Linked DNA regions of Mus musculus: all the other regions are linked to region 2. Evidence: chromatin loops called from intact Hi-C (ENCODE). Cell type or tissue: left cerebral cortex. All regions are shown on one strand.

Region 1 (4,000 bases), 71 kb before region 2:
GCAAAACCATTTTGTGCACAAATGTATAATACCATCTTGAGCAGTTTACCTAATTAATTAATGTAGAATGAATGGTCAGGTTAAAAACAGCTGCCAACAATATTTGCCTGTTAATAAAACATTGAAAAATATTTTCAACAATTACTATTTCACAAGACCTTAGTTAGATACAATCCACAGCACCACGAAGTAGGGGGGGGGGAGGCAGGGGAGGATGCAAATAAGTCTTTACAAAAACAACAACAACAAGTTGCTTTAAAGGGGTTAAAAAATCACCAGGCAAGATTCGGCCAAAAGTAGATACTGATACCGTTCACTACCAAATATACCATGCTTTCTCAAACATGTGCTGTCTTAGTCAGGGTTTCTATTCCTGCACAAACATGATGACCAAGAAACAAGTTGGGGAGGAAAGGGTTTATTCGGCTTACACTTACATACTGCTGTTCATCACCAAGGAAGTCAGGACTGGAACTCAAGCAGGTCAGAAAGCAGGAGCTGATGCAGAAGCCATGGAGGGATGTTTTTTACTGGCTTGCTTCCCCTGGCTTGCTCAGCCTGATCTCTTATAGAACCCAAGACTACCAGCCCAGAGATGGTCCCACCCAAGGGGCCTTTCCCCCTTGATCACTAATTGAGAAAATGCCTTACAGGTTGGATCTCATGGAGGCATTTCCTCAACTGAAGCTCCTTTCTCTGTGATAACTCCAACTGTGTCAAGTTGACACATAAAACCAGCCAGTACATGTGGCTAAGACTTTATAATGAAAACCATAGTATGTCTTTAGTCTCAATCAAGATGAAAAATGGTCCTGGTGTGGAAAGAGCAACAAAAACAAAAGTCTCTTCAATTGCTTTGGGAAATTAAATGCGGACACATTTCAGTATGGCTTTCAAAAACCAGTGTTTACAGCACGAGGTCAGTGACGGATAAAAACTCACATCTATCTGCGCGTACCTGGGCGGTGAAGACCGGCAAGAAGGGAGGGAGGGAAAAAGGAAACGTTCCCTAAAACCCAGAAGACCTGCCTGGATGTGAGATAGCCCGACCTTTTGGCACTCGCAAAGACTGCCGCAGAGAAAATGCAACCTGTCCCGAAATGCTCAGGTGGAAAAGAAGAAAACATCCTTGCTGCACCCTGACCCCTGGCACGCTCGCTGCACCTGAAAAGACTCGAGGTTTTCCGCCAGAGGAAAACACGGTGCGGGAGAAGGGACCGGGAACCCGGAGGCCAACGGTCACCCCCACCCCACCTCCGAGGGGACGGAAATTAGGCAAAGCTCACCATGATTATCTTTCTGTCCGATATTGTGCGTGCGGATGAGCGAGGACAGTCTCCTCACGTCCCCCTTAAAGACGCACTCGTGGACCGGGTAGAGCGAGGGGCAGCCGCCTCCGTCAGCGACTAAAGCGGGGTTGCTGCCGCCCAGGCAGGCCGGGGCAGGGCAGGTGGCAGTCACTGCGTTGTGCTGCGGCGGGGCCGGAACGCCGGGGCCCGGAACGGCGGGCGCCTTCAGCTGCAGCCGGTGGTGGTGGCTGAAGATCTTATGGCAGGCCTTGCCGCCCTTGCCGCTGCCGCCCGGTCCGCTTCTGCCCCCGGTGAAGGCGCCGCCGAGCGCGGCTGTCGCCTCCTCCTCGCAGGGCTCCAGCACGTCCCCGTCCTCTTTGCTGGGCTTGTGGTCCCTCCGCAGGGAGCGGATCTTCTCCCCGGTCATAGCCGCCGCGGCGCGCGGGACAGGCTCCGGGAGGCTCACCGCGGGCCGAGCCGGCGCGGCGGCGGCGCCGGGCGATTAGAGCGGCGGCCGCGAGCCTAGCACGCAGCATGAACTCCCGGGGCGACCGCGGGTCCGCGACACGCGCATCTCCCGGAGGCGGCGGCCCTCGTCTCGGACGAGGAAAGCCGCAGCTCAAGAGACCACGACCGCACGACGCCCGGCGCCGCCGCCGCCGCCTCCTCCTCACTCGGAAAGACCCGGCGCAGCCATCTTTCCCCGGCTCCTCTCGCGAGAGCTTCGGAGGAAACGCCGCCGCGGAGTGTTAGAGGGCCGCTTCTGCGCTTGGGTCAGGGTCCGGGCAGCGCCCGCGCTCCTCTCGCACAGGGTTCCACCCTGGGCCGGGCCCTGCGGCTGAATTCAGACCCAGACTCAGAGCTCTGACCTGGTGCTCTGGGCCTTCGTAAAGGAGGAGGTCAACGGCAGTTACGAACTCTAGCTTAAAGGCTGAAACCCTGTTTGTCAACCTCCCTCAGAACGACGTAGGAAGACACCACCGGATATCGGACGTGACGTCACTCAGCTGCGCTGGACCTTCAGTAAACACTCGCTAAGACTCTGCTGGGTTCCCTAACCTGTGCAAGGACTTGCTCAGGCTGGCAAGGCTGTAGGCGAGGAGAGATGGCCAGTTATCCTGGAGGAATCTAGGGCCTGACTTTGGAATTCAAAGGCTGTTTATTACACCGGGAATGGAGGATTTTTCAAACAGCTGTTAGTTGAGTGTATTTGGGACAAACGTCAGAGTTAAAGTATGTGGAGGATGCTTACTTGAGGAAATGGAGTAATTGTTTTTAAATAAGTGGGCAGTAACCCGGGTGAGAGATGATGAAAGCATGCTCTGGGATACAGTGAATCCGGAAAAAGCTTAAGACTCCTTTAAAAATGAGTTCAAATTTAGCATATTGAAGTTGGAGGTCCTTGGTGTTTTTACACAGAGTGCTAGTTATACAGTTTGGAATTTTGGACATAAATTCTTTGGAAGTAGGAAACGGATCTTAGATCAGATTCAGGAATTGCACAGTAACCCAGCGAAATAAAATGGTGTAGAACAAAAGTGCCATAAGACGTATAGAATGAATAGTCGAGGTAGTGAGTGGGAATCAAAGCACTGTGTGTGTGTGTGTGTGTGTGTGTGTGTGTGTGTGTGATGAAATTGTGAACATTTAGAAAACTAAACTGAACATGGTGGCTCACATCAATAAGTTCCAGCACTCCAGAAACTGAGGAAGGGCAAAAGGATTGATCACATGGATTCAAGGCTAGCCTGAGCTACAGAGTGAATGCTGTCCCAAAATTAGTAGATGGACCAGTGACATGACATGCCACTGAGCATTCAATCCCTGGGACCCACATGGTAAAAGAAAAGAACCCATTCCAACAAATTGTCCTCTGGTGCATACCCACACACACACACAAAATTAGTCTTAAAAAAAAAAAAAAAAAACAGTAAATAGTAGGTAGGCAGCCAAAATCATGTACCTAATTACTGGCTGCTACCTCTTGATGGATGTTAAAACTCCTAAGTGTTCTTTCAGTGAAATCAAACACCATGAACATTTTTTTTTAAGACAACCTATTGTGGTGGTATATGCTTACAATCCCAGCACTCGGGAAGTAGATACAGGAAGGTTGCCTCAAGTGACTGTTCTCAAAAAACAAACATCTCATCCCTTTAAACTTTGAGGTTTAAGGCTTATAGTATGTAATGGGTAGGGACATCAAAATATGAGTACTATTAAAGATATTTAGTACAAGAAAAATGTAAATTCTGAGATTCTGTAACATCCCAATATAACATAAGGGGAAATTATTAGTTTAAATTGACACAGAAATCAAATTTCAGAAAGTCTTTGTGAAGGGCTTGGAGAGGAGGATCGGCAGTTGAGAGAAGTGGCTGCTTTTTCAGAGGACCTGGGATTCAGCTTCCGGCACCCACATGACAGTTTACAACTATCTGTATGTAACTCCAGCAGTTTCTGACTACCTAACACCCTCACACAGATATACATTCGGGCAAAAAAAAAAAAAACATATAAAATAAAAATAAACAAAATCATTTTTAAAAGTCTTTGTGGAGGAAGTAGTATCTGAAAGAGGTTTTAAAGAACTTATGAAAGCCCAGTCTCCCCAGTCCCTTGTGTTGTTTTATTGGTTTTTGTTTCGTTTTGTTTTTTAACTTCATGATAGTGCTATATCTGCATTACACCTAATAAAGATGAGTATATAC
Region 2 (4,000 bases):
ATTCTCTTGACTGGATCCTCTGAGATTGGAAAAGCCATCTCAAATCTGGGCCAACCCTTTTGATGGCAGTCCAAAAAGGAAGTGGAAGAAAGAAGGACTTTGCTTTTTGCCTGCTTGCAAGTTCATCTACCCTGTTGCTGAGTCATTCCTTCAATAGTTTTAGAACCTACTTCTTCAGGAATCCAAAGCAGTAGAACTTCAGGCCAGATCAGGACTACTGAGACATCCAGTTTTGTGGATAGAACAGTACTGGATTCTTGGCCTTTCTGTTGGTAGACAGCCACTGTGGGACTAGCTGGACCACAGCCTGTAAGCCTCTCTAATATGTTTTCACTCTATCAGTTCTGTTCTCCTAGAGAACCCTGACTGATATAAAAATTTTGCTTTCCTTTTACTTAAAATAAGGAAAACAAAACAAGTTCTTTGTCCAGAAGGTGGTCATTGGTCATCTGCTGCTGTGTTCTGGGCAGTCCATTGTGTCTAATAGAAGCATTTACTGTAGAAACTCAGTGTGGGAATTGTTATGTCTCAGGCCTCAGAAATATCCTGAAATGAGTTCAACCTGGACTATAGGAGGATTTCTGGTGGTTAGATAAAACCCAGAGTTCACTCAGGAACTTGTGAAACTGGTTCCATGTGCCCAAAGGAGTCATTTCCTTTACCTCTGGTAGAAGGGACCTTTGGCTTGACTGACACTTACCCTTGGTAAGTGGCTGCTTACTTCCAGGCTCCCTTGAGCAAAGTCTCCATTGCCTCCCTTCAGCTGTTCATCCTCTTTATAATCTGCTAGTTAGTCCCTGTTATTCTCAGTCTTTCTGCCTCTTATTTTTGCATTCTCTCTGCTCTATTCTCTATCTTTTACTAACTTTCTTTCTCCAGTATTCTTTTTACCCCTCTGCTTCCATAGCCCAGGCTATGTTCAGTCTACTTCTTTCTCTCTCTATTCTTTTCCAGATGCCTTTGGTCTCTCTCTGTATCTCTCATATTTACAATAAAAACTTTAATAGTGGATCATTCATCTGGTGCCTATACCCTCTCATACAAGGCGTAGTCCCTCTCATAACTTACAGGAAGTTACATGGTAAGAGCAAGGACAGAACATGGAGGAGTTAAGGATAGAACGAGTTTTGCTGAGGCTTTGACAGAGTGGTGAAGCTGGACCTGGCTCTCAAAGGGTGAGGAAAGATTAGATACACAAGACACTTTGAAGACAAATCTTTTGAAAATCTTCTCCAATAAGAAAAGGTTATCTGGTGATCAAGGAAATACTGATTTGGATAATCCGTGAAACCAGCACTTCTACAAGATGACAAAACTTGCACAGTTGTTACTTCTCTGATCTCGAGGTATTTGTTTTCAGGATCCATGGCTAAGTGTGATCCATTCTATTGAGTTTTCCTGCAAGGAATCTCATGTCCTCTGAGCTGTAGAGTTAGCTACTGGAACCCTAAACACAAAATATTGTGCTGGATCCAGTTGTCAGACTTCCCTCAGGACAAAGTAAAGATAAATGCAACTTCTGTCAGGGTGGAGAACAACGTTAACTCTTTTCCAGGAAAAAGAGAAAAAGAAAAGAAAAGAAGAGAAGAGAAAAGAAAAGAAGAGAAGAGAAAAGAAAAGAAGAGAAAAGAAAAACAAGTTGAGCTAGTTCTCAAAACACAAGAACATCACTCTTGGGTTCACAGGAAGCCAAACTCCAACCTTAGACACAAAGGAGAGTCTCTTAATCAGCAGAAAGCGACACCTAGTGGTCCTTAAAGGAAGAGTCGACAGCCAGAAGCACTGGGCTGTTTTTTAAGCGCTGTGCCCCACTTGTTTAGGGTTGGCATTGTTAAATTACTCAAATGGGGAGAACCATGGAAAAGTACTTGTCATTTCACTCTGTGCTGTTAGGTTCTTCCAGAAAGCACAAACGGAGATATGTTTAGGTGGCTTCAGACCATGGGAGTTTATGGAAAGGAAGGAACATGAAACCAAAATAGTCATCCAACAGCCGGAACTTAAAGGGACAGTGAGACAGCGCTACCCGGTCATCACAGCAGACAACGGTCAGCACAGTAGCAGCTGCAGATATACCCTCTTGGCACCAGACCCAGATCTTCCCTAAGTAAAGCTTGCCAGGGGCAGCCCTATCACAGAGTCCATTAGCATCACCCCAAGGGATTGAAACTCGCTTGGAACGAAGGCCAACCTTTGCATCTGGGCCAAGTGCCCAGGTGAAGCTGAGGCTGTGAGTTGAGGAAATTGTGTTCTGAGAACCTCAATGACTTTCCACGTCCCACAAGCACAGGCTGTTTCTGAGAGTCAGTGAGATTCAACCCTGAAAGGAAAGACAGAGCGGAGTGAAGGTGAAGACAGAGCTAAGCAGCAGACAGACCGGAAGCAATACATCTCATTCATTCAATCATTCATTCACCCATCCATCCATCCATCCATCCATCCATCCATCCATCCATCCACTCATCCATCCACCCATCTAGGTATGCATGCTTTAATCAATATGTGCCAGAAATTGTTTTGGGAGGGTAGATGACTTTACCATGAGACGTTTAAGGAAAAATAACTTTCAACCAAGTGCTGTGCACTTGGTCAAATTGCATTTTGAATGAAGGGGCAGATACTATGCACGTCTAAGTGTGTGAGGTGTCCTTTTCCCCCTCTCATGGCTTTTATTTTACAATGAAGAATCATGAGAATATGTTCTAGCAAATAGGTGAAAGGGAGGAGAAGGAGGAAGAGATTCAGCCTGTTAGCTCTGCAGGGTGCATCTGCAGCTTCTACAGCTCTTAAGGCAGTGCCTCTAACGTCTTCACTGTCGAGCTGCTTCGCACAAATGCCAGGCACATTTTACATTTAGTATGGGATGTGGTGGGAACGATCCAGAGGAAAGGCTCAATACACTTCCCAGAACTAAGATTGACTAAGCTCTGTCTCTTTGTAAAATAAAGAACTAAGGCATGGATACCCTACGATTGCTTTGAGGCAACGCTTATCAGTCTTTGCTGACGAGGCACTGTGTGAAACACATGGAGATATTCAGATGCCTCCATACCTCCCCTGAAGGGGAGGCTTTGTAGTGCGGAATTTAAAAAGCACTTTAGGCGATTTTGAGCGCACTACAGTTTCGGACACATTGTTTGAAGTTGACAACATCATCCCAGTACTTGGTAGGTAGAGGCAGGAAGATCAGGAGTTTCAAGGTCATCCTTGACTATAAAGTAAGAGCCTATGCTTTATGAAACCCTATCCACATCTCTCCCCATCCCCAAAAGAACCTGCCAGTCTTTTTCTAGTGGCCTTCAGATCAACATGTAGAACTCTCAGCTCCTCCTGAGCCATGCCTGCCTGGACACTGCTATGTTCCCACCTATATGACAATGGACTAAACCTCTGAACTTTTTTTTTAATATATATTTTTATTAGGTATTTTCCTCATTTACATTTCCAATGCTATCCCAAAAGTCCCCCATACCCTCCCCCCCACTCCCCTACCCACCCACTCCCACTTTTTGGCCCTGGCGTTCCCCTGTACTGGGGCATATAAAGTTTGCAAGTCCAATGGGCCTCTCTTTCCAGTGATGGCCGACTAGGCCATCTTTTGATACATATGCAGCTAGAGACAAGAGCTCTGGGGTACTGGTTAGTTCATAATGTTGTTCCACCTATAGGGTTGCAGATCCCTTTAGCTCCTTGGGTACTTTCTCTAGCTCCTCCATTGGGGGCCCTGTGATCCATCCATTAGCTGACTGTGAGCATCCACTTCTGTGTTTGCTAGGCCCCGGCATAGTCTCACAAGAGAGAGCTCTATCTGGGTCCTTTCAGCAAAATCTTGCTAGTGTGTGCAATGGTGTCAGCGTTTGGAAGCTGATTATGGGATGGATCCCCGGATATGGCAGTCTCTAGATGGTCCATCCTTTCGTCACAGCTCCAAACTTTGTCTCTGTAACTCCTTCCATGGGTGTTTTGTTCCCAATTCTAAGAAGGGGCAAAGTGTTCACTT
Region 3 (4,000 bases), 130 kb before region 2:
TTTGCCTTTCTAAAATCGCATGTCGTTGGTCACATTTGTACTGTATTACAATATTAAACAGGTAGATGGCTAGTGTTGGGTGGCTTAGAGAAAGGAAGATTGAGACAAGTTTATAGTCTAAAAGGTTTGGATATAAATTATTAAAATTGAATTCTGGTATATAAAAGCATTTTTCAAGTTTGTATTTGAGTAACTTTTTAAAAGATGGTATGATACTTTTATATTTTGGTTTATGACAAATGCATCAAATTCTAGTAATGGTCTGAGTAACCACTACATTTTAAAACAAAGCTGAATGTAGGTGACATTCACTTAAAAACTTAGTAGATCAAAGAACCATGTGGAACATGGCAAATTCTGTGCAAAACAAAATACTGGCAGTTCAAGTCACAAAAAAGCCTCAGGCTGTGCAGTTTGTGAAAGGTGATAACCTGATGGTAAGCCTGAATGACCTGGGAGGGCTGCAAAGATGAGGTATGCCTGCGTGGGGAGCATCAAACTAGTCAGTAACTGGGAGGAATACCAGAGCAATCAGCCTTCTGTTCTCTTGGGTGGTAGCTGTGCCTTGTGGGAAGTGAGTTCTGACTACACCCACCCTGTCTCTATGAGAAGTGACTGGCTGTTTTCAAACACTCAGCTTATTACTATAGTGAGAATTTATTTCTTTAAAAAACCATGTTTTTAATCCAAGGTGTGGGATATGGGGCTACTTGAGATAGTCCACAGCTGCAGAATGATTTGCCTCTAGCAGATTTTGCCACCTGCAGATAGTTCTGTGTGCCAAGTTTGGTATATAAATGCTATAGCCACCATGGTGGAGGTGGGAGCTACTGATGCTGTTGGTTGATAAGTTGTTTTCAGAAGAATTCAAGATAACCTGATGGCAAAGAGCAAGCCCCATGAAACCTGACACCCTTAATGAGCAGGAAGTTGTCTAACCCTCTCCCCACCTTTTTCTTTTTTTAAATCTAATGTTAGGGGGTTATATTGGAGAGGGGTGGAAGAGCTCAGAAAGTAGCCTATATTTTACTATTTGTGTAGAATATGCCACTAATCTGAGAGTGGTGCCTCTTTAAAACTGGTAGAAGTATGCTTTTGGGTTTTTTGCATGAGAAATTGAGGATCACAAGTGGAGTTCTATAAATCTTTAATCAAGATGTTATCCCAAGATGGAGTTTTTACTTTTCCAGTATTTGAGATACAAAATAATGTAGCTTCCTGGCGGTAATTGTATTTTTTTGAGTCTTTTTAAATACTTCGCAAGCACCCAAAATAATGTCTCATTACATAGAGTCAATGTAATAGTAGTTATCAGAAAAGCAGTTTTGGTTTTTAGAAAGCAATTTGATTCTTAATGACTGAGCTTTGTAACTGGTACTGCAGGTATAACCAGTCAGGGGAAGCAGGGAACCTGGCACCTGAAATAGGCTGGATCCCACAGAGCAGACAAGTGGCCCACATCTTGTTGCTTGTGACTTTGGAGGCGTGGGTGTCATGCAGAGGAAGACTGGTGAGCTGAAGACACCTAAGTCAGAAGTAGAGCTGCTGCTCACAAAGGGATGAACAAAATTGACCTTTGAATTGATCCCAAGAATTCCACCATCCAGTCAACGACACCCTTTAGATAAATAAGTGGGACTATACTATTGATATATCAAGCTTTAAAGCCATATTCACTTGAAAAACATTAAAGCCTGAATGACTGGCAAGTAAGAAGCTGACTTGACTATAAATGCATATAGGCTTACAAGTGCAGAGGGTATAGCAAAGAGGTTAGAAGTGCTGATCAGAGCAAGCTGAAAGGAGCATCTTTGTTTTTACCTAAAGCTAGCCCCCTTGGGTGCAGTGAAATCTAGAACTTGCTGGCATACTGGGAAACTTGTGACAGCTAATGCCTGTTTGTGGCATGAAATGTTTATATAAACCTACAGCTTCACAGTATCAAAATAGAGCATTTCTACTGTCCATTTCTCTCTTGGCAAATTTCACTGTTGTCTGCAAAATAGGACCACCTCCCCGCCGCCCCCCCACCACCACTCAAAGATCCAGATCTCTGTCTGCTATAGACTTAGTGGAAAGTGAGGAGCTTGATTATAGCAGCTCATACAAGACAAGCATGCAGCCAAAATGCTCCATCTGTAACCACTATTTACCTAGTTTAACATAGGGTCTCTTTACTCTGTCCTCTTGATCCTGCTGCCTCAGCCTCCAAGAGCTGGCATACAGTGCCACTATGCCTAACTTGAAAGCCCAGTTCCTGTGAAGCTGTAATTTTGTGATGAACTGCTTGCTATTAGCTACTAATATAGCTTTCAAACCATAAACATACTTTAACTCAGCCACGACACCTGCTATACACTCCTTTTATGAACTGCAGCTCCTCTGCCCAAGAATGTCTACTGAGGACAAGTCTCATGTTTTCTTGGAGATGGGAATCCTATCTACATAGGTCACATGAGTGGTGAAGTATTGCACACCTTTCTAAATGGGACCCCTAATACCAGCTTAAAATTTAAGATTTACCATACAGAATCTTACATTATCTACATTTCAAAACAGTGATATGCATGTAAGAGTATACAAAAACACTGATGTTAACAGGATTAATAGGCACATCATGAAAAGTCTAATATTGTGAAAAGTTTATTTGCATTAATTAACTCCTTTTTTTTCCACCATCATAAGAGATACACTTGTTCTTTGTGATCAGAGAAAAAACATTTTGGAATGGACAATCTGATTCTACTACTCATTAAAGGTAAATTGAAGTCTCAAAACAATCCAGTGCAACCATTTTCAGTAGTACAATCCAGTGCAACAATTTTCAGTAGTCCTATCTCCAGTGTTACCCAGCAAAATATTCACATGTTTAAGAAATTCTAAATCCCAAGCTGCAAATTTATCATTTCTTCCTACATGTTCAAGCCAATGAGCCTAAAGCAACAGTGTCACTGCCTTTCAGAACCTTGGAATCATGATTGACAACAGAACTAAATAGCTAAGTCACTGGATCAGCCACTGCCTCCATTTCATCATGCTAGCTTTGGGCTTCTCAGTTCTTAAAACTAAATAGATCACTTACTGGAGTGGTGAGGGCTTTGATTTTTTTAACTCAATTATTTTTCTTAGAAAAAGTAAAATGTCAACATATGCCAGGTGGTATCACTATGTGAGATGCAACTGTAAAGAGATAAATATCGGGGACTGGAGAGATGGCTCAGTGGTTAAGAGCACTACCTGTTCTTCCAGAGGTCCTGAGTTCAATTCCCAGCAACCACATGGTGGCTCACAACCACCTGTAATGGAATCTGATGCCCTATTCTGGTGTGTCTGAAGACAGCTACAGTGTACCCACATTAAATAAATTTAAAAAAAAAAGAGAGAGAGAGAGAGAACTATCTTATGGCTAACACTTTGGATTTTTAAATAAGTCATCTTTCAATAAAAGTCTTGGTCAAAGTTTAAACTACTAGTCACACTGTAACAACCTGACAAATGTATCTTGACACATCTCATCAGGACACAAACATTTAGCTAAGTCTTTAATAAAACATGATACTATTGTGATTTGAACATTATTCTCCCTACTTTTCTTTCTTGGATCTTTAAACTATTTTTTAATAAATATGAAAAAAATTTAGGTGTAAAAGTGAGTAATGCATGATTTTAACACTTTGGAGACAAATCAATAATTATTTTCCTATGACTTAAAAAAAAAGAACTTTCAATCTTGTGTGTTTCTGGACGTTTAGCCTATAACAAATATATTGTTACATATAAAATGTTTTTACCTTATTTTGAAATCATTAATACATAATTGTCCAAAATACATATTTATTTTTTAAAATTGACACCAATGCATCCATATTCCATTAAAAATAATCTGACTTACATGCACTTACTAGGAAGCAAGTTTAAAAATTTGGAATTTGTTTAAAGTGCTGATACTTAGGAGAGGGCTAGCTGTAAGCATGTTACCGTACCTATCAACAGAACAAGG

Evidence for each region. Peaks named below come from ENCODE experiments on the same cell type or tissue, not always from the same donor. Only the 100,000 strongest peaks of a DNase experiment are listed, where the experiment ranks them.
Region 1: a loop joins it to region 2, with 2.4 times the contacts of the local background. A loop is called at or near these places in 2 of 42 quality-filtered maps.
Region 3: a loop joins it to region 2, with 4 times the contacts of the local background. A loop is called at or near these places in 9 of 42 quality-filtered maps.

What each region holds. Positions count from the first base shown.
Region 1 is chr3:157,945,243-157,949,242 of GRCm38, reverse strand. Ankrd13c (ankyrin repeat domain 13c) reads right to left here and starts at 2,243. Exons shown (of 13, transcript NM_001013806.2): 1 at 1,287-2,243. The coding sequence starts at 1,716. In left cerebral cortex, no CTCF peak of the experiment used is centred here; DNase peaks (open chromatin) are centred at 1,056, 1,509, 2,059 and 2,261; H3K4me3 peaks cover 2,846 bases; H3K27ac peaks cover 1,679 bases.
Region 2 is chr3:157,874,723-157,878,722 of GRCm38, reverse strand. No RefSeq gene overlaps it. Among named protein-coding and RNA genes, the nearest start is that of Cth, 48 kb to the left of the region's middle. In left cerebral cortex, a CTCF peak has its summit at 1,752 (motif pointing left); a DNase peak (open chromatin) is centred at 1,750.
Region 3 is chr3:158,006,655-158,010,654 of GRCm38, reverse strand. It overlaps Ankrd13c (ankyrin repeat domain 13c), which reads right to left. Exons shown (of 13, transcript NM_001013806.2): 13 at 2,621-4,000. Among named protein-coding and RNA genes, the nearest start is that of Srsf11, 28 kb to the left of the region's middle. In left cerebral cortex, no CTCF peak of the experiment used is centred here; DNase peaks (open chromatin) are centred at 603 and 1,554.